3 separate regions of the Mus musculus genome follow, and all the other regions are linked to region 1. Evidence: chromatin loops called from intact Hi-C (ENCODE). Cell type or tissue: heart. All regions are shown on one strand. Links, peaks and the distances in the headings refer to the core of each region. The heading gives the core; the rest is flanking DNA.

Region 1 (7,363 bases), core at 2,169-6,168:
ATACAGCATTGCCTTCGTTGAGGGGGAGAGCTTCGCTACCTGTGTCAAAACTCAAATACAAATTGAAGTTTCAGATCCTACCAGAGTCTGGAAAGGAGAGTTTTATCTTTTAGAGTGCACTGAGTGGGAAACAGGGCAAAGACTGTCTGGTAATCTAAGGCAGAAAGAATAAAACCTCCAGGGAGGAAGTGACTGGCGTGTTCCCTCAGTTCCTGGGGTGGGAGGTTTGGAAAGGTAGCCAAGGCTTCTGGCACAGCCCAGCTTCACATGGACGTGAGGATCCTGGAGTGTATCTTGGTGATGAGAAAACAGTAAGGGGCTTGCTCATTTGCATCTCATTATCCCCCATAACAAGTGTGCATCACTTCTGTGTCATAGACTTTGGGTAAATATTACTGTCCTCTCAGACAGCCAGGAGATGGCACAGCCTGTTAAAAAGTTTTCTCCCTATTAATTAACAGTATCACCTCCCCCCTATACAGATGAAATCCACTCTTGGTATTTGCTCCGTGCTGCCTTGAATCGGTTCTCACTACCTTTTGCCTAGATATTTCACGTAGTGTGTAAACTGGTCTCTCAGCTTTATAGTTCCTCCTCCAGTCTATTCTTCCTGCTCTTGAAGCATGTTCTACCCTAAAGCTGATGTACTAATCTTCCCCCAAACTTATGCATGCAGTTAACGCTTATCCGTGCACGCAGAATAAATCACACTCTGTTAACTTGGCGCTTTATGCCTTCCACATGTTGACACTTTCCTTAGTTAGGGTTTCCATTGCTGTGAAGAGACACCACGACCAACTCCTATAAAGGACAGCATTTAATTGGGGCTGACTTCCAGGTTCAGAGGTTCAGTCCACTATCGTCCCAGTGGGAAACATAGCAGTGTCCAGGCGGGCAAGGTGCTAGAGGAGCTGGAAGTTCCACATCTTGTCCCAAAGGCAAATAGAAGATTGTCTCCCCCTCCCCACCCCCGTGGCTTGGAGGAGGTTCTCAAAGTGCACCCCCAATGTGACACACTTCCTCCAACAAGGCCACGCCTCCTAATAGTGCCCCTCCCTGGCCAAGTATATACAAACCACCACAATACTAAGCATTTCAACATTCTCTCTCATTCCACTCTCCCCTAACCTCAGCCTTAGCCATCTTCCTCAATCTGCTTTGTTTCCCACTATTTCCTCCAAATCTCATATGTCCCAGTTTTTGCTTTTTAATAGGGTTGACCTGAATCAATCAGCTGCAAAGAGATCACACTCTAAATTTAGTGTCTGAACACAGCAAACGTGCATTATTTCCGCAGCATCTGTGAGTCAGGAGTTCCGGAGCATCGCAGTTGAGTTCTATGGTGGGGTCACTCATGAGATTGTAGTTTTCAGAAGGTGTCACCAGAGAGAGGTCTGTTTCTCAAGTGACTGGCCAGGCCGGTGTCCGATTCTCTGGGACTTCCAGAGCATTCTCCATGACAGCTGGCTTTCTCTCGAGAAAGCAGTCCAGGAGATCAAGGCCAGAGTCCTAATATCAGGAGCTCAGTCAAGAGTCACATACTATCAGATTACTCTTTGTACTAGCTCTGAAGTAAAGGAGAGAGACGAAGACTGGGAGACCAGGAGGCAAAGCTCAGGAGAACAATCATGAGAGTTGGCTGCCACATTTTTTTCCCTGATTCTTTCTTCAATCTCCAACTCCATGTGTCCCCTATCTCCCCTGTTCTCAGTAGCTCAAATTCTTTAAATGTCAGATAGCCTGGAGACTGCTTAATAAAATCCTACTTTCTCTGTCTTATATTTATTTGGTATGATGAAATGTGAATCTAAACATTGCATATCAAATGACATAGAGCTGAAGAACTTTCTTCCCTTCTAAAATCCTACACTTGGTTGCTCTGAGATTGTGTCACTGAGACAGGATCCCCTTCTTGTTTGGAGGATTTGAACAACCTGGATTTGACTTAGAGAAGTGGCTTCGTGCTGGATGGTTTTATGTCAGTTTGACACACACTAGAGTCATCTGAGAGGGAATCTCAATTAACAAACCGCCTCCACAAGATCCATAAGTGTAGGCCTGTAGGACATTTTCTTAATTAGTGATTGACAGGGGAAGGCCCAGCCCATTGTGGGTGGGGTCACTTCTGGGCTGGTGGGTTCTACAAGAAAGCAGGCTGAGCAAGCCAGTAGACAACACTCAACCTCCATGGCCTCTGCATTAGCACCTGCCTCCAGGTTCCTTCTCTGAGTTCCTGCCCTGGCTTCCTTCAGTGATGAACAGTTGATGTGGAAGTATAAGTCAAACAAACTCTTTCTTCCCCAATTTGCTTTTTGGTCATGGTGTTTCATCACAGCAATAGAAAGCCAAACTAAGACAGGCTTCAATTTAGAGACCAGGGGTTTATAGACACAATTCTCTGCACTGATTTCAATTTATGTTTCCAGAGAAATGGAACCTGGCGTCTACTTTTCAACTCAGGTTTAATATCGGCAGTGGATCTAGTTTGCTCTGAACCTCTCAAGCACTACTGCATTTAGACTTTATACTTCTTCTCTATGTGCACACATTTCCTCATCCTTTCTTGGTGATGGGGGCTGCAGTCCTTCTGTATGCTGTCCCTCTGTGCTGTCCCTCTGTGCTAAAGCTAACTTTGTTAGACTGACCCTCAGTGTTTTTTATCAGATGGGCATATCAACAACTAGAAAACATTGTAGCTTGTATAATCTCCCTTCCTTCCTTCCTTCCTCCCTTCCTTCCTTCCTTCCTTCCTTCCTTCCTTCCTTCCTTCCTCTTCCTGCCCCTTAGACTCTTCTATGCTTCTTGAGTAAGGGTATTTTGTAGAATATTTTGTCAGTGAATTATTCTTGCCTTTTTTTTCCTGAATGCTTTGAAATCTATTTTCTTTCTTTCTTTCCTTTTCTCTCTCTCTCTTTCTTTCTCTCTTTTCTTCCTTCCTTCCTTTCTCTTTCTTTTCTTTTCCTTTTTAAGATTTATTTATTTTATGTATATGAGTGCACTGTAGCTGTCTTCAGAAACCTGAAGAGGGCATCAGATCCCATTACAGATGGTTGTGAGCCACCACGGAGTTGCTGGGAATTGAACTCAGGACCTCTGGAAGAGCAGTCAGTGCTTTTAACTGCTGAGCCATCTCTCCAGCCCGAAATCTATTATCCTACAGATGATGTTTTCAATCAGTTTTAGGAACTCTCCTTTCATTATTACAAACTCTTCTCCCCCAAGTTTCCAATGCTTTTATACTGCGCTGCAACTCACTAGTGAAACAATGCCTACCCAAGTCCTCCCACCTGCTAGCAGACTCCTTTGGCCTTAGGGTGTAGCTTTGACGTCATCCTATTTGTCAAGTGTTAAGGAAAAGTTCTAGGAAAATTCTAAATTCTCTTATTGGTATTCTCATAGCACTTAGTTCACTTCTCTAAGCTGACACTTAAACTCATCCATATTTTTCTTCATGTTTTTCTTCTGCACCAGCCTCTGGAGAATAAGGGATTGATTGTTCATACTTGTATTCTCTGTGCCAGGCATACCTAATTACCTAAGTGATTCCCAGGGTAATGGGAAAACACACAAACGGCATATGGAGGATTTGGTACAGGCTCTACTTCTGCGTAACTTAGACTTTTGACGATTGTTGAGCACCTGCACACAGCACACACCACGGTGTGTGGTCTTTGCCATTCTCATAACCATTTAACCATTCACACAGAGAAAACACCTAGGCATCACTGTTTCATTGGTTCCTTTTATGCGTAGGCAACATTTATATATTTTGTGAGGTTTTAGAAGCTTCCTTTCTGACACTTGCTTCTCGACAGTTTCTTAAACTGAAAACAGCCATTCATTAAGTTATTGTGCATGCGCTAGACTAAACGCTAGGGATAACACTTTCTGCATGATAGGGGTGGGACAGGAGAAGAATGCTGTAATCTGTAAAGTTCGTCTGCTTCTGGGAGTAAGGCCAGCATTAATACAACGCACGATTGTTATTTCTGAATGTCCCTTTGCAAAGAACAGAGTTTCTCAAACTTTCTTTGACCAGACCTAACATAAAGAAATACATTTTTTTATCGCCATCCTTGTACATATCTACCAAAAAAGAGTAATTGTTTCTTAAAACTCCTTTTTGTCACGCACTCTGAGCTTTTTCCCACTACATTATTTTTATAAAAAAATTAACAGAGTGGTGGACCCGTCCTCCCAAACCGATTTTACAGAACTAGAGACCTAATCCACGGCGACTTGAAATAAGATTATCTGATTGTAGTCTTTCTTTTCCAGGTCTCCCTTCACTCCTTAAGTTGCAAATATTGACCTTTTTAGTGATGGGGCCGTTCCCCTCCTCCCCCGGCTTCTTTAAGAGGGTGGTACCGACCCATCCAGGGGGTGGCGGAGGGGCAGGGCCCACGGAGTCCGTGGCGCAGGCCCGGCCCGCTCTTCCAGTTCTTGTGAAAGAAAGCTAGGGTGTGTGCAAGCAGAGATCGCAAGGCCGAAGCGTGGGCTGCTGGAGACCGGCGCGGAGGACTAGCGTTGTCTGCCCGCCGCGTTTCCGGCCGAGTCCGCGGGGGTCCGCGCGTGCGCAGAGCGTCCCCCCGGGGAACGACCCTTTCGATCGCCCCGCGCCCGCGCGCGCGCCCGGGAAGCCAAAGTCCACGGTGGGCTCGGCGCGGCGGCGCGCGCCAGGGGGCGTTCCCGCGCGGCCGGCCCCGCCCTCTCTCGGCGCCGAGCTATCCTCCCAGTTTCCCCCGCGGTTCCTGCACTGAGGTTGTCGCCGGCGCGTCCCCTATCCCGCGGCTCGCTCGCCCTGCCGGTGCCATGGCGGCCTTCAGCAAGTACTTGACGGCACGGAACACCTCGCTGGCGGGGGCCGCGTTCCTGCTGCTCTGCCTACTCCATAAGCGGCGTCGCGCCCTCGGCCTGCACGGGTGAGGCTCGCGGCCGCGCCGCCTTCCCCGGGCCCGAGCGGGGAGCTCCGGGCGCGCGCCTTGCCCTTCTCTCCCAGGTCCCGAGCTGCGCGGGTGCCCGCGGAACCGGGCCAGCGGTCCCGGAGCCCTGCGGCCCTCAGCCTGGCGGCCGCCGCGCAATCTCAACACCACGGGAGGGAGGAGGACACGCCGCGTCCCTGCGCCCCCGCGCCCCCTCACCATCTCCCCGTGCATGTCAACTTTATGGGTGCATTCTGGTTTTGCCATCTCATCGCCACTGAACGCTAAGGTTTGCGTTCGTTCGGGATGGGCATTTTACTCGCCAGCTCGACTCCGGAGTAGTGGCGGTGGATAGTAGCCAGGGGCGTTCCTGGGGTTTTCTGGGTCCAGTGGGCACGATTTTCTTCTAAAGCGGTGCCCTCTTTTTCCGGAATTGGTCAGTGAATGCCCTCATTTGGAAAGGTTGAATTGGCTCAGCGGTGTGTGGAGGACAAAGTTTCCTCCGTCGACTTTATAGGTGAAAGGTGAAAGTGTGTTTTAGGTGAAGATCACTTGTTAATTACACCATACAGCTACCTGCCTGGAGAGAATGTTAAAGTTTACTTTGAACTTTTGGGAGATTAGGAAAGAAGGGAGAATTGAGTTCTGGGGGTGGGATTACAGGCACAATTTTAACTTCTTGTCGCCCATTTGATTTCAGCGAGCGACAAAGAAAAGGTTACTTCCTAACTAAGCATTCTTACTAGTGTTTGGATATTTAGTGTCCAATCTTAGAATAATGCTTTCATGCATTTTATTTCATCAACCCTCTGGGTAGGTACTATTTATTGTCTCCTGCTTTTGGTTTGCTCGGACTATCTTATTATTAGAATTTGGCCTAAAATACTAGCAGAGAGCTCCATGTATCCTTTCATGAAGTATTTTCTGTCTTATCTACTTTGACTTGCTCATTGGCTGCAGCATTGGCCCTTCTCTTCCTAAATCAGCTTTACAAAATAATGATATGCCTCTCCTTCACATACTATTCGTCCTTTTTAAGGGTTCTTGGAGGGGGACGATTAATTTGAAATATTTTTCTATTAGATCGTGCCCTTTCTGAACTCTCATTTGGGATTAGAAGTTATCAGTTACTTGGAATGTGCCGATAGAACATAGTAAATGCTTTACATTTAATTACTTGAATTAGTCTTTGTAGGGAAGCGTTTCAGCGCCTAGAGTAGGTATTTTAGTAGTGAGGGAACTTGACTGCTAACAACTCTGACTGATTTAAAAGCAGTTCTCAAGCCGGGCATGGTGGCGCACGCCTTTAATCCCAGCACTCGGGAGGCAGAGGCAGGCGGATTTCTGAGTTCGAGGCCAGCCTGGTCTACAGAGTGAGTTCCAGGACAGCCAGGGCTACACAGAGAAACCCTGTCTCGAAAAAAAAAAAAAAGAAGAAAAAGCAGTTCTCTTTACTGGGACACTGTATACATACAGAAAACAATATGCAGCATAAATGTCAGGTTTGCAGGTAAAAGACACCTGTGTAATCAGTGCCCAGATCAAACAGCAGACTGTTATCAGCACCCAGAAAACCCCTATGTCCCTCTCCAGTCACAGTCCAAGCCAACAGCTCTACTGGGAAATAATAGCAATAGAGGTGACATGGTATAACACAGTTTATCTTCCTAAATAATTGAAGCTGTTCATCTGCCATTCAAAAAATCTTTTTGAGAAACTTTGTGAACTTTCTGAAGATAGAATTATGCAACAGGTAGTTTACTGAACAAAATAGAGTTGCTGATCTTTCATTGTCGGATGAGTAGCAAAATCTTTGCTTTAGGCATTAAACATTTTGAGGGGTGAGGATGCAGATTATGAGCAGATAAATTCAAAGCATACATTATTGAGATAAAAATGATTGAGCTTACATAAGTCACTACTATATAACTACAGGTTATATAGGCATATATCTAATAATATTAGAACATGAATATATATATACATATATATATATATATATATACACATACACACACACATATATACACACATATATATGTATTAGATACTTTGTACTTTCTTATCTTTCAGTCCCTATCTTTGGTTTCACAGTCTGGAAGTTCTGTTTTACTGGCCTTTGGGTCCATTTGGTAACAGAGCTAATTAATTTTAACCTTCTATTTTACTGGCCCTTGGGTGCATTTGGTAACAGAGCTAATTAATTTTAATGTCTGGTACTTAACTAAGGAATAAGTGGTTGCTCGTCTTTATTTTTGTTCATCTTGTGAATAGTAAGTTTGTCTTCCCAGTACATAATCTCTTGGAATTGGAGAGCTAACAGAACTTGTAAAAGTACTTCAGAAGTTATGTTGCAGCATTATTCTAAATACTAAAGTGGATAAAATTCTGTTACTTTAAAATGCTATTAGTGTAATTTTTATTACCCTATTAAATAACAC
Region 2 (7,363 bases), core at 1,427-5,426, 160 kb before region 1:
ATGGTTCCTTTAAGCTACACCACGTTATCTCCCCTTCAAAGAACCAAACTAAGCTAAAACAAACAAAAGAACAGTGGCACAGTTAGTAAAAGCAAGAGGCTGAGACTTCATGTGGTAGAAACAAACCTACAGGCTTGGACTAGGAAAACCAACCCAGGCTGCCACGTTTTTAAATGAAAGGCTGGGATTGTGAATCGATAAGAGTATCTCCTTTCCTTTCCTCATAAGGCTGCTGTGAATAGCAACTAATAAACATGAAACTGCCTTTGTCTTAATGCTTACAAATGAGAGCCTTACAAGGAAATCTATAAGATTCACACAAAATGTATCTGAAAAGAGATACACTTAACAGAGATTTAGTAAAAGAAATACTTATAGCCTTGCCCCACAATATCTTGATTAATAAAAAAGTGAAATTTAAATTTCACTCTATCATAAAATCAATATTAGTATATAACTTGGAAATCAAATAAGAGTACATTGTATTAAAACATTTCTGTATTTGTCAAGTTACATTTATTATCATTCTGTACTACACCTAAGTACAAAACAATTTTAAACACAGCCACCACACAATGCCTGCCTTTGATTTATACTACAAAGGTATTGCAGATGGAAATATAAAGAAATTTAACTAGATTTCTACAACAGCAAAACAGTATCCCACCCAGTGTTTGGGTGTTTCCCTGTCAATGTGGCACCCTGCACTTTACTGTATTGTTTACCCACTTAGTTTCACCCGTTCATTTTCTGCTACATTCATCTTATCAAGTGAAAACAGATTAGCCCGCTCTACTTTTTGTTTCTCAGCCATTAACACAATACCACAGTGTTTATACTGCAAACACTTCATGGAAACGCTTGAGTGAATACATGAAAAAAAAATCATGGTGTTTTCCTTGATTAAAAAAAGAAAAACTGACCAATTTAAAAAAAAAATGGTTTTGTTAATTCAGCTTGCTCAAAACAACAAAGGAAAAAGCGCAGAACTTATAAGCAGCAAACCTCTACTTTCGCTGTGATGACTTCTGAATTTACAGGACAACTGTGGACCTTGAGTACAGCAGCTTTTTTTTTTTAACTAGCTAGCTACCTGGTAACTGTAAAACTAGTAACAGCTGACTTAAAGCACTAATGAGAGTTTTATATGTAAGAACTCATTTAATAAACAAAATCCACTGATGGATGTGCTAGCACCTCCTTGGTTCAGGATTACAGACAACCAGCAAGAAGTGGAATGAGGGCTGCTGTGTGTGTGCTAGCTCTTATTACATAATAACCTTGAATTAGCCATCCTCCTGCCTCAGCCCCTCAAGTCCTGAGATTACAGACCCAAGTCTAGGTTCTGAATCTCTATAATAAACTGTCATGAGGTTAAAGGAGTTACAGAATAATGATAGTTTACAATATGTGATTTATATAATAAACTTGCATCTTTCATCTTTGTCTATTTAAAATAAAAAGCAAAAAAGGTAAGGGTAGAGGAGAGGAGAGCAAGTGAAAGGGGGATGGCTCCTTGTCATCTCCAGTACTAAAGGCCGAGAGGAGACACTGGTTCAAGGCCGATCTGAGCTTCATAGGAAGACTCTCAAACAAAACAGCACAACCTGACAAAACAAAACCAAAAACAACTAGAAGAACAAAGTAATTGTAAGCTCTGATTAAAATCCATTTAAAATTGTGTTATATAAATAAAAGTTACAAGAATATTCACAACTCACAATCTGCTCTTCCAAATATACTTTATAATATCATTTTATACTTTCAAACATGAAGTAGCAGAAAAACTAGGAATATTGTGCTGTGTGTGTTCCTTCTATGTAACTAAAAGGTTTTAAATTCTCGGATTCCAGAGGTATGTTACAAAAGCATACTTTAAAATTCCTTCATGAAACACTGGAGATGGCTTGGCAGTTAAGAACACTTGGGCTTGGTTCCCAGCACCTCCATCAAAACTGTTACTCCAGATCTAGGAGCATCCTATACCCCTCTCTGGCCTCTGTGCGCACTTGATACATGCGTTACACAAGCAAAACAACTTACACAAACAAAATTAGTCTTTTATTTTAAAAAATACTTCATAAACTAGGAGAACATTTGTGAATCTGTTATTTGGAAAGCATAATAGTATTCCTGGGGGGGGGGCAACCATAAACCTGAGTTGGCCTTACATTACATATATTCTAATCCACAATTAAACATAGAAATTAAAGTGAGTATCTTTAGCCCCTTAATGTAATATGCATAATTTCTTCCTATAATTATTAGTAATGCACCTTAATGATAGTAGATAGGAATCTCACACTTAACATTTCACACCTGCTGCTTGTGTAAGAGTGCAGGGGAACCTCACCTTGGTGATGAGCTCTGGAAGAAGACACCAAACTATCACTTGCCTGAGGCCAGTAAGGATTCAGGCCTCAAATCTCTCTCTTTAAGGAGTTCATTTATTCCTAAATTGAGTCAGCTAGAACACCTGCATCAGTGTGTGTGTGTCTGTGTGTGTGTAAGGGGAGGGGGAGGAAAGAGAACACATGAATAAAACTGTATTTCCTGTTAGAAATAGAGGTCTTTGATAATCACTAGTTCTTCAACTACTAAAATTGGTTTCATAGTTCTACTAGGAAACTTCAATGCAGAATTTGTCATAAAACTCACAAAAAAAATCAGTCTTGGGGAAAGAGGGAATACTCTGTAAAAATTCATCACAAAACTTGAAGATAAATACACTGAACTATGTTCAGCTTCAATCTCTCTCTCTCTCTCTCTCTCTCTGGGTGTATACATGCACATGTATGCTGTGTGTGGAGGCCTCAAGTTGAACTCGGGTATCTTCTTTGAGTTCTTTCCACTTTGACAGTATCTTAGTGAACATAGCTTACCAGTTGCGGTTAGTCCAGCCTGCCAGCTTGTCCCTAATATCCTGTCTTTACTGGAAGGAATTATTGGGGGCCTCTGAGCTTGCTTGGCTTCTATTCTATATAGATTCTGAGCATCCAACTCTAATTCTCATACATTTTTGTTCGTTTTGTTTTTTAGGTATTATTATTGTTGTTGTTGTTGTTATTGTTATTATTATTATTATTGTGACAGGGTTTCTCTGTGTAGCCCTAGCTGTTCTGCAACTCACTCTGTAGTCCAGGCTGGCCTTGAACGCAGAGATCTGCTTACCTCTGCCTGAGTGCTGGAACGAAAAGAGTGTGCCACTCCTGCTGGGCTACATGAACCTTCTATGTCAAAGAGTAGTCTCCTACTGTATGTTATAACCACCTTTCTCTTTTCCCACTGAGGACCAGTGAGAATCTTCTTAGGCTCTGGATTGTCTACATATATATTGAAACTCATACATTTTTTTAAAGATAAAAGATGATACAACTTGTTTTAAAATATCATTTTAAATTTGTAAAACAAAGGATAACTATATAAGATGTGGATTTGAAAGAATATAAAATTCTCCCCAAAAATAACAATAGAAATTCTAATACAATTCTTATTTATATTAACTAAAACTTAAATGGAAACATTAAATTATACTCTACTATAAAGTGAGGTAAATACTTTATTACCTAAAATATTATTTTAATAGCCTTTTAAAAAAAATCAACCAGTATAATGGACTATACATCAAAAAGAACAAAAACAACAACTTAAAAGTAAAAAAGCAAGGCTTTATTATGAAGCCATACATCTTTGAATAAATGGCAGGTTTGTTGTTTTGTTGAGATGTGTTATGAGTATAATAATGTGTTTAGGGTATCTTTCTAGCTAGCTGCCATCCAATCATCCATAGCTAGACTTCAAGATGGAGCTATTAAAATAAACAGGACTGTGAGTAACTTCTTTAACATGTATACAATCTCAAAAGAACAATATATGATAAAAACTTTACTAAAATTTTGAACCTTCCATTTCAGTCCAATTATTTTGGGAATTTCAACTTGAAAATTATAGTTAGGTTTGAGAAAATTAGTATAAACATAAGATATGGTTTTGGGAAACAAACATCTTAGTTATATGCTCAAATATATTTGTTGGAATCTGATAAATGTCTATAAAGGCCCAAGAGGCCTCATATAAACACCAGAGATCTTCATTCCTTATGTCTAGCAATGACACAGTGAGCTGGTGTTTATTACTAAAGAGGAAGAGGTCTCTGAAGCACTCCCTGTCATTGACATCAAATGTGGATAGGAAAGTGGCACTAATAGCTGAAAGACAGGTTCTCCAGTCAAGTCAGAGATGTACATTTTGGATTAAATTTTGGCAAGAATATGAAAAATATATTTTAGACTGAAGTGCCAGCAGGGTAAATTACAAAGTCTGCTTCTCACAGATCAGTACCAGGAGTGTTTAGATTTCAGTGTTCTCAAGTAAGCCAATGTAAAATACACTCAACTCTGCTCAAAATCCAAAACTAGTTTTTCGTTTGTGCGCTTGTTCTCTCGCACTTAACAAGGCTTTTATTATGTATTGTACTGTTATCTGGTTAGAAAAACATTTACATTGTAAGCATTTAACGTTAATTTTGGGAAAAAGTCATAAACTAAGTAGTGAAGAATGGCCTGCTCTTGTCATGGGACACACATTGATGCATTATTAGGCAGGCGCTTAAGTTTTACAAACTACGAGTAAGAATACTGAGAAAAGTTGACAAACCTGAAAGAATAGCTTCTTTCAAATATAGCAACATATGGGAGAACTTCCTGACATCATTCACCAGCTCCTTGATGTACTCCGGATCAAAACTGGAGCTGGAACTTACGGACTTGAGCCCCATTTCAGAAGTTGTAATAGCAGCAGAAGGTTGGCCTGATGCCCAAACACGCTTTTTCTTTGCCTTTTTCTGTTTGTGAGCAATCATCCTCTCATTTAACAGTCAGAAAAACTGAAATCCTTAAGGGGACAAGAAACAAAAGAGAGGGGAAAATAGCATATCAGCCAAGAGATATCATACTAGGTTTCACAAACAGCCCCCAGCCCACCTCAGCGTTCTAGTTCTAGAGAAGGAAACACTGAGCCCAATGACAGCAGCTGCCACCGAGTGTCTGACAACTCCATGATAAGCAAACCCTGGGATGCAAGCTCCTACCATTCTTTTCATTTCACAATGCAAAGAGCCTGAGCTTTCCGGGCTAAAATGCCTATAGATTCCCTACTGTTATCAAGTTCAAACATAGATAAACCTTAGTGCTAACATTTGTGCTCATAACTACTTTAATTCTTACAATAGAGAACTTTCCTTTTTTTATTGTAAGGACAGTTCTAAAGCATCACTTAGTAGACAGTCATGTTTTCCCTTTGCAGAATTGTCTTCAAAACTAAAGGTGAGATAGATTGAGAGAAAATCTTCTCCTACCACTTACTGTGTGACCTCACAAGCTGTTAATTCATCTCTTCACTGTGATATGCTCATTCAAGGAAAACATACTGACAACACCTACACCAGAGATTACCGTCAGAGTCAGATGTGGCAATGATACAGAAGTGTCCATTCAGCACATTAGTTCAATTAGAGTAATTTTCAGAGAATGCATATACATGCATATGTATCTAGCTTATCCAAACTTGTCAAGAATATTTCTTTGTTGAAAGAAGTTCTAAGAATGTCTAGTAATCTCACATACCTCAACTGGATAAATAAATAATCTGACTAAAAGAGTAATTTCAGGATGATATAGTAAAAGGGCAATACTTGACATAAGAAAAACTTGTATTTTAATCTCAGCTCTAATATTTTCCAAATGTGCAATCGATTCAACTAATTTACAGGCTCATCTGAAGATTAAAAGAGATCACAAAATAAAAAGGGTCTTCTGTTAAGACATCTAATTCCAATGTACTAGAACTCAAATTTTTGTCTTTTTATCTTTATTTAACTATTCTAAAATTGAAAGTCCTTATTTTGGTTGTGCCTCTTGAAATCAGAAAAGAAACAACAAAGTAGGGCCAGGCATATCCTATCACATCCCAGACAGAGTCAGGAAGGTCTCAAGGGTTCAAGGCCAGCCTGGACCACATATCAAGTTCCAGGATAGCCTGGACTATGTAGAAAGACCTTGTTTCATTAAAAAACAAGCAAGCAAGCAAACAAACAATAGCAGGACAATGGTGGCACATGCCTTTAATCCCAGCACTCTGGGGCAGAGGCAGGTGATCTCTAAGTTCGAGGTCAGCTTGGTTTACAGAGTGAGATCCAAAACAGCCAGAGTTACAGAGAGAAACCCTGACTGGAAAAAACAAAAGAAGGGGTTCAGGGTGGTGGAGAATTAGCTCAAACATCATTAAACCTTTCCCAAATATGCTATGAGTATTTGGATAATTTCATAATGATAGAACAACCAAGGATGTCCATGAAATCAATAATAGGAAGCTTCTTGTAATAATATCTTTGTTATATGTAAGAGACATTGTTTACTCATACCACGCATGGCATAATAGATTTTTGTTCCCAATAGCAATTCTCTAATATATCTATTCTTACTTTTACTGCTACCATCTAATGAACAACCATTACTTTTCTTAAGCTTCTATTAATATTAATTTCTTAAGGATTTAGCTACTTCCATTTATGTGTCATGAACCTCTAACGTGTATATCCTAGTACTCCTTCTTTGCTCAGTACTTTTCAAAAGGACTGAGGTAAATGTGAAGGTCGGTGAAGTTCAAAATGATAGTGGTGTTCCTACACCTGCCTCTACAGCGAGACATGACTCACTTCCCCACACATACCTTTTTCATTTCCAGACCTTTCTTTTTTCCTTCTTTCTTTCTTTTCTGCAACCCACAGCATGAATTATGTACTATAACTAATATACACAGTAGTATGCCATTTTTGTGTATAGTGCATGTACAAATGCATTTGGGTTTCATAAAACACATAATCTAAGGATCTGTGATATATGTTTCATTATTCTATCTCATTTGTTTTATTTATATTTGGTATTTACTTTCAATTATGTGTGTATCTATGTGTATGTGTATGTATACACATGTGAATGCAGATGCCCCAGGAGGCCAGAGAAGCTGGCTTGGATCTCCATGGAGCAGGAGTTATAGGCAGTTGTAAGTTGTCTGGGCTGAGTACTAGAAACCAAACTTAGTTTCTACAAGAGCAGTGTGTGTTCTTAGCCCTAAGTTATCTCTCTAGCCCCTAGTTCATCTTTTAAAATGCTAGTTGCAACTCACTAAATTGGCTTTACATATGGCTCTACACCTTGAAAAGATTGCTTAGTTGATGGTCCTGGCCACTACGTGAGGTTTCATGTGCTTGGAATACTCCTTCCTCCTTGATTTACTTACTCTGTCAGCTCAAAAATCTCTTTCTTAAAGAAATGTTTCTGGCAGGACAGTGATCATGATGTAC
Region 3 (7,363 bases), core at 2,153-6,152, 140 kb before region 1:
AAGAATCAGTGAATCTTTCTTTCTCCTTTTTTTTAAAAATTTATCTACCTATTTTGCAGAAATTTCTAAGCTTAACCACCCCTCCCCCTTTTTTGAGACAGAGTCTCACTAAATATCTCTAGGTTTCCTGGAACTCATTATGTAGACCAGGCTGGCTTCAAATTCACAGAGCTCCACCTGCCTCTGCCTCACAAGTGCTGGAATTACACTCAGCCTGAGCTTAAACTTTATATTAAAATGCTAAATATATGAAAAAACCAAAACAATTTTAAGAAGAAATTGGGGAACTTAGGACAGTTTTACCTCAAGATTTACTACTGTTCAAGTACAAGAATCAAGACAGTGTGATTTCTGGCCTAGTGATATATATACCAACAGGACAGACTCCAAAAGTAAAACCAAACATATGGAGTAACTGAGCTTTCACAGAAGGAAAGCTGCTCTTTCGATAAGTACTTGATACCCATATGCAATGAAAAGAGTATCAACCTTAAACCACAGTATAGCAACCTACATAGAAAAAAAAAACAAAATAAACATAGAATCTAAAACACTACTTCCTCAAATTTAGGAGAAAAGAAGCAGATGTCTATTTTTTGAAGATTATTCTTAGGATTACAACCATGTTTATGTATTATTTATAAAATTTCTTTTCACGGGAACAGTGTTAAGCAGTTGAGTCAGTATAGCTGTCAAGCCTAAAATATTCACCATCTGTGCCCCAAAATTCCAAAATGCTTTTTGAAACTATAGGAAAAACCCCAGGCAATGATTTCTCAGACATACTCAAAAAGCAAGAACCAGAAAAGAACACCTTGGCAAACTGGATGAAAATTAACTTATATTCTTCTAAGATCTTTTTAAAATAGAAAGTACAAGCTAAAATGGGGGGAGGGAGGAGTAACAAAGAGTTTTATCTAAATTATATCAAGAACTCTTACAAAATAAGTAAGCTCACAATAACTAATGAAGGAATACTTTATAGAAGGTGACACCCAGTGGGAATACACACTTGGAGTAGTGACCGATAACCAAAAAACTAGACCGAGATACTAACCACAAGAAATTCAAATTTCAGCTAAACCAAAATATTGCATGCTATTCAGCATGTAGATCAGCAGTAACTGCAATATAGTACTGCTATACACGGTACACAAATCAGAGGAAACAATCTGGCAGCTTCTTAGTTAAATTTTCCCATTTATAGATCCAAAAGAAATGAAAACATGCATTCATCCCAAATCTTGTTCACAAGGATTTTCAAAGTATTCAGAAACTGCAAACAGCCAATATCCCTCAATAGACAAGTCAAAAGAGTGTGCCACAGTCTTAAAGGGCAATCCTACACTTAACAAAAGTGTCCGAGACATAGCAAGAACTCTTCAATGAATCTTAAAAGCATTATGCTAGGGCCTGGGAGACAGGGCCTTGGTTCAGAGCACTTGCTGCTCTTGTAAGGCTCTGGGGTTGGGTTCACAGACCCCACACGGCAGCTTTCAACTATCATCCCTCCAGTTCCAGGGACTCTGGCACCCTCTTCTGGCCTTTACAGGCACCAGGCCTGCCCGTGCTACACAAGCACATACTCGGGTAAGGCACTCACACACATAAAAAGGAAGCTAAAAACAATTAAAGCAGCATACCAAATCAAAAAAGCCGGGTCAAAAATACAGAAAAACTATTTAGTTATATTAACGTAATTACATTTATATGAAACTTTGGAGATACGAAAGCTGGAATTTAGTGGCAAAAAGCAGTGTAACTGGTTGCCTGAGAACTTGAGGATTAGCATAACCATAAATACATTTTAGAATGATGGAAGCATGGGCACAAATCATTTGTCAAAACTCAAAGTTTTGACATATGAAACATAAATTCCATTTTATGTAAATTATATGTCAATTAATTATATATGCATATCAGTGTATGTATCAATTACAGTATATAAACCTTATCTGTACCTTGATTCAAGCTATTAAAAAATGACCTATAATTTGACTAAACACTAAACTGAATTATGAAAAATGTTGACGTTATATTTAATAATCTTTCTTTTTGAAAGTATATGCTAAATATTTATGGATAAAATAACATGATGTCTATGGTTTATGTCCAAATAATATGAAGGATTGAATGAAGAGGGGTAAAAAATAGAAGACTGGTCAGGCTTTGTGATACATGCCTACAATCCTAGATAGTTCAGTTGCAGGATAATAAATTCAGCAATTTAGCAATTCAGCAAAATCAAAGATATACCTTAGAAGTGCTCAGTAGTAAAGCATGCCCAGTATGCCTGAGGTCCTAGGTTCTACCGCTGGTACTGGGAGGAAAGGATGGTCATAAATCAATATACTGGGAGGCTAAGGCTGGGTATGGAGGAATTTTTTATATTATTTGGTCTATTTTCATACATGCTTGAAAATTTTCCATATTAAAAATTATTTTGTTTTGGTTTATACCAGGTATTTTGGGGATCTCATGAGTCTCCCTACCAGTCTGACTCTGATATTTCCTTTCATTCTCTGCTTCCCAGTTTCCCTTTGGAAGCCAGCTGGTATGCACAGGACCAAGCACATTAAGCAAAAACCTGAGAGGTGAACTGTAAACAAACCTATATAATGGTGTGTCTGAAAGTTCCTGGAACTCTGCTTACCCTTTTCCTAGTACTTTTAAGTGGGCTGAAGAGATGGTTCAACAGTTAAGAGCACTTACTGCCCTTGAAGAGGACCAGGGTTTGGTTCCCAGCGTCCCAGATGGCGGCTCACACACATCTGTAACTCCACTTCCAGGCGATATGTTACCTTGTTTAACCTTCACAGACTCCTGCACACACACACATGTGGTGCACAAACACACACTCAGGCACATACATATACATAAAATAAACATCCCAAAAGTATGTTAAGTGTCCGTTATCTCTCAAAAAGGGAGGCTGGTATTTAAAAACTTTCTCAAGAAGACACACTGACATGTCTTAAGAGAAAGGTTATTTATTACCTAAGGAGGTAGCTGCACCCGATGTCTACTCGGAACAGGCTCATTTCCTTATCATCCCAGTAATAAACAGAAACAATAAAATCTTAATACTCCACTGAAATCTTTATTATAACAGAATGATCTGCTGACTGGCCTTGTTTCTTTATCCACAAATATTTGTGACTCGTGATCACACAGGAGGTGAGTGGGAAATTGAAAAAACAAACCAACAACCTACTCAAGCAAAGGAAACAGCGCTGAATGCTCCAAAGCAGAACTGGATCGGCGGCATCCTGGTATGTAGTGGAGATAACCTTCAATTCTGCCCAGAAGGGTCCTAATACTTTGTATGTACTGAAAACTCAAATCTCCGGGTCTTCAAACTCACAGAAAATACTTCTTCTAAGAAATCTGTTCATTCTTTCCACTAAAATTAACCATCCCTCTACTTTCCCATAGGACATTCAACATACTTCTTTCTTTCAATGCATCCATAACTTTATGCCTTGGGCTCTATTTCATATTGTCTATTGTTACTCAATAAATGAAAAAGTTCTACAGGGCTCTATCTAGCATGATGGAATGTCGTTGAATTTTCTCAGTGAATGCTGAGTATTTTCTCAGTGTCACAAGATTTAAAAAAAAAAAAAACCCTTCCACAAAGCTTTCTGTGTAAAAGCAGCCTTTACAATGGAGAGATGCTGGTATCTGTGCTCTATTTTAAGAGAAATGGAACTAAACAGCCAATATATATGTGCCAGTGTTTTCTTCTCAGCAGAAGTTCCACTTTCTGCTAATTTGGGGATTGAAACCTTTTCTATCTGGGCCTAGCTTACTGGCATTCACTCTCAAGCTTCTCCAATCATGAGACCAGAGCTACAAGCTCTGTATGGGTATTGAGGCTTAAGTGTCAGGGCTCCTTACTTGCACAGTACTTGAAGCATTTCTAAGTAGGCACTTCTGGCAAACTGCCTAAAGAAATCACGGAAGAAAATGACCTAAATCTTGTGTTGGGTTTTATTCCTTTTAACTATTCCTTCATATCTAAATCTGAATTCTCTTTTTCATAGAGAGGTAACCCTTTGCCCAAATTCAATGAGACGGCAACATGAATTCCCAAATGAGAAAAGAAACAGGTAAACAGATCCAACTCCACTGTGGTCTTTGAACTTTCGAAAAATGCATAACATTTCCCCTCCCCTCAAGATACATGTTATGTGTCAGAACATGTTAAAGACCCCAAAGAACACTGTGTGAAACCCAATCCTTGATCGCCACAGACGTAGAGTGGTTTAAAAAAAAAAAAAGTGAGATAAACTCGGGGTACTGTCAAAAAAAAGGCTCCAAGACCAGGAGCCTGGAGCAACTTGGTTTTGTGGAAACAGTTTCCATCAAAGACAAAGTCCTGCGGCATTTTCAGCAATAAAACTTTCAGGGACAGGCTCCCCTGGTGGTAACTGTAATCTCTCAGTTTATCAATTCCTAGTCTGCAAAGCGCACGGTTTACCCTAGGGCCACAGCTGGAAAAAGGGCGACCAGAGCCCAAGGAATGCAAGGAGGAAAAGTGACAGAAACGCCTGGGAAGGGGGGCAGGGCAACAGAGGGAAGGGGGGTGTCTGCCAAACAGGTCAAGAAATGCCAGAGGAAAAAGTGAGGACGGGGCCGGAAAAGTTCCTCACGGTACCCCAGCCTCTGCATCTGTCACAGTGGAGTTTGTGAGAACGCCCACCAAACTTCCTAACGCCATCCCGGCAGGAAACCCAGACGTGAAGACCGGAGGAAGAAAAAGCGATGGGGAAGCTCTCGGAGCCCAAGTGCCTCAGGCAGGCGGGAGAGGTGGCTGGGAAAGGGCCCCGGGCTTCAGGTCGCCCGCTGCCGAGACCTTGGAGGAGGACGGTCAGTCCCGCGAGCCGCTGCCGGACGGACCGACGGCGCCGATCCCCGCACGGGCACCGGGGTCCGCAACGTCCCTCCCCGCGCCTCAGAGCCCTTCGTCGCCTCCTGACTCTCACGGGTGGAGGGAATTTCAAGTCCGGAGTACCGGGCCCTGCCCGCAACCGCCACCGCCCCGCGCCTCCCGGACCCCCGACCCCCCAAAGCGCCTGCCAGCCCCGAGGCACGGCGGGAGCCCGAACCGCCACCCCTCAACTCACCGTGGGGCTCCATCCCGCGTCCCGGACGCTTAACGCTCACGGCCGCCACCCCGTCAGCCGGCTGGAACTCGCCGCCCCCATCCCCCACGACTGGCCTGAGGACGCCGGTCGAGGATCCGCCGCCGCCACCGCCCCTGCAGCTACCGCCACGACCGCGCCAGCCGCGGACGCGACGCCCCGCCCCCTGCCTCGCACCCCACGCCTCACGCTTCACGCCCTCCTCCGCCCGCCCTCTGGAGCCCAGCCCATTGGCCTGCGCCCTAGGAGGCGGGGTCACCGCTGAAGGGGCGGGTCCATAACAGGTGCGGGTGGGGCAAGGCGTGCTCAATTCCTCTTAGAGGGGCCTTGACCTGACCAAGGTCCCAAAGTCCCAGGGTACTGGTTGCCAATCGGACCCACCAAGGGAATTGGCACTCTTTCTTAGCTCCATATGGGATCCACTCCTCAGTCCTGATTTAATTGCCATTTTTCAGGAGGGTACTGTGAATACTTTCCGGTCAGGGTTTTAGTCTTGAGCTTGTTTGATTGGCTTTCTTGCTCCTCCATCCTTTCTCACTTTGAAACTTTCCTACTCTTCTTTCTTCAGCTGTCATTTTCTGAAAACGAAATTACTTAATTACATCAGCTATTATGCACAGTATCTGGCTACATAGATGTGTTAGATAAGTATTAATTAACTACCCATCCCTCTAATCATACAACATACTTCTTACCATCAAATGCTCCAGATAATAGGACCATTAACGTGGTTGGTGGGGATACGCAACAAGAAAGCATGTTGCTAGATGTTAGGTTATATATCAAATATGGGAGGGAAATGTTAGAGACTGTTGCTCATTTAACTTACACTTACCTGTACCAAGAATGTCTTTCCTGCTGTTGATGCTGAGACATAGTTCTCCCTGGATATTGACAAACAGGTAAACTTACAGAACGTGTCTTCTCTGCTTTTCCTGTTGCTGTGATCAAATACCCTGATCAAAGCAACTTAAGGAAAGTTTACTTTATTTAGCTCACAATTCAGAAAATGCAAAGCAGCAGGAACTTGAAACAGCTTGTCACTTACAGTCACAGTCAGAAGAGGGGAACAGAGAATGGATGCGGCTCCTCAACTCACTTTCCCCACTCTTAGACAGTCCGTGATGCCTTGCCCAGGGAATAGGGCCACCCACAGTGGGCAAGCTGCCCCACTTCGGTCAGCATAATCAAGATAACGTCCCACAGGTACACGCAGAGGTTTATCGTACGGTTGACTCTAATTCCTGTCTGTAGGAACACAGTCTCCAAGAATGGAGTCATATAAGGTGAATTGAATGCTTTTGAGAAAATTCCCAAGAAACCAAGATGAGAGTCTTATGACCTCAGTTTCTATAAAAACACAAGAGTTGAATCCTGTGTTGGTAGTACACTCCTTTAATCCCAGCACTCAGGAGGGAGAGGCAGGCAGATCTCTGTGAGTTCAAAGCCAGCCTGGTCTACGTAGAGAATTCCAGGACAACCAGGGATACATAGAGAAGCACCATCTTCAAAAACCAAACCAACCAATGAAAAAGAACAGAACTGTTCTTGAATTAGGCCTTCTTTCTCCTCCTAAGTGCATGGAATAGAAGTGAGTTCACTTCAGATTACTCATCGCAACTGGCTATTGTTTATTGTTTATTGTTTATATGCCTCTATGAAAGAAAACATGTTTTTCCACGTGTGTCTTGTCTACCACATGCGGCTTGCCCTTGTGATTGTATGCTTTACTCTGCGTCTCCATCTTAACCCTCAGAGTATAAACTGTCTGATGCGCTAGATAAAGTTAGCTATTGCCTGAGATTTTAGTCCAGCTCATTTATCCACCCCATTCTCCCAGGTCCCACGGCCTCCAGAATAGTGACCCTGACATGTTGATAATAATGAGCACAAAAGGGCACTTCGATAAACTCAATTTCATGTTCCTCTTTAATCTTCTTTCTAAATACATAATAGATATATTTGTCTCTTTGCTTTTCTTGTTTTTCTTTCAGACAGAGTTTCTCTGTGTAGCTCTAGTTGTCCTGTAACTCACTCTGTAGACCAGGCTGGCCTTGAACTCCACCTGCCTACGCCTCCCAAGTGCTGGGATTAAAGGCATGTGCCACCACAGCCTGGCCATAAAGTCCAATTATTAACTGACAAAAAAGTGACCATAAGAAATCTGGTGTCTTGTAAAGGTGACTGTGTTTTAAAAAGCATCTTAAACAGTAAAG

What was found. Hi-C counts contacts between places; a loop is a spot of excess contacts. Peaks named below come from ENCODE experiments on the same cell type or tissue, not always from the same donor. Only the 100,000 strongest peaks of a DNase experiment are listed, where the experiment ranks them.
Region 2: it touches region 1 in a loop (1.9-fold over the local background); 1 of 42 quality-filtered maps calls a loop at or near these places.
Region 3: it touches region 1 in a loop (2.4-fold over the local background); 1 of 42 quality-filtered maps calls a loop at or near these places.

What each region holds. Positions count from the first base shown.
Region 1 is chr3:121,812,568-121,819,930 of GRCm38, reverse strand. Abcd3 (ATP-binding cassette, sub-family D (ALD), member 3) reads left to right here and starts at 4,629. Exons shown (of 23, transcript NM_008991.3): 1 at 4,629-4,922. The coding sequence starts at 4,813. In heart, for the core only: a CTCF peak has its summit at 4,465; a DNase peak (open chromatin) is centred at 4,540; H3K4me3 peaks cover 2,511 bases; H3K27ac peaks cover 1,879 bases.
Region 2 is chr3:121,971,409-121,978,771 of GRCm38, reverse strand. Arhgap29 (Rho GTPase activating protein 29) reads right to left here. Exons shown (of 23, transcript NM_001356524.1): 2 at 4,657-4,893. The coding sequence starts at 4,861. Among named protein-coding and RNA genes, the nearest start is that of Arhgap29, 7.3 kb to the right of the region's middle. In heart, for the core only: no CTCF peak of the experiment used is centred there; no DNase peak of the experiment used is centred there.
Region 3 is chr3:121,951,171-121,958,533 of GRCm38, reverse strand. It overlaps a transcript of Arhgap29 not described here. Among named protein-coding and RNA genes, the nearest start is that of Arhgap29, 13 kb to the left of the region's middle. In heart, for the core only: a CTCF peak has its summit at 4,418; DNase peaks (open chromatin) are centred at 4,713 and 5,313; H3K4me3 peaks cover 2,473 bases; H3K27ac peaks cover 1,573 bases.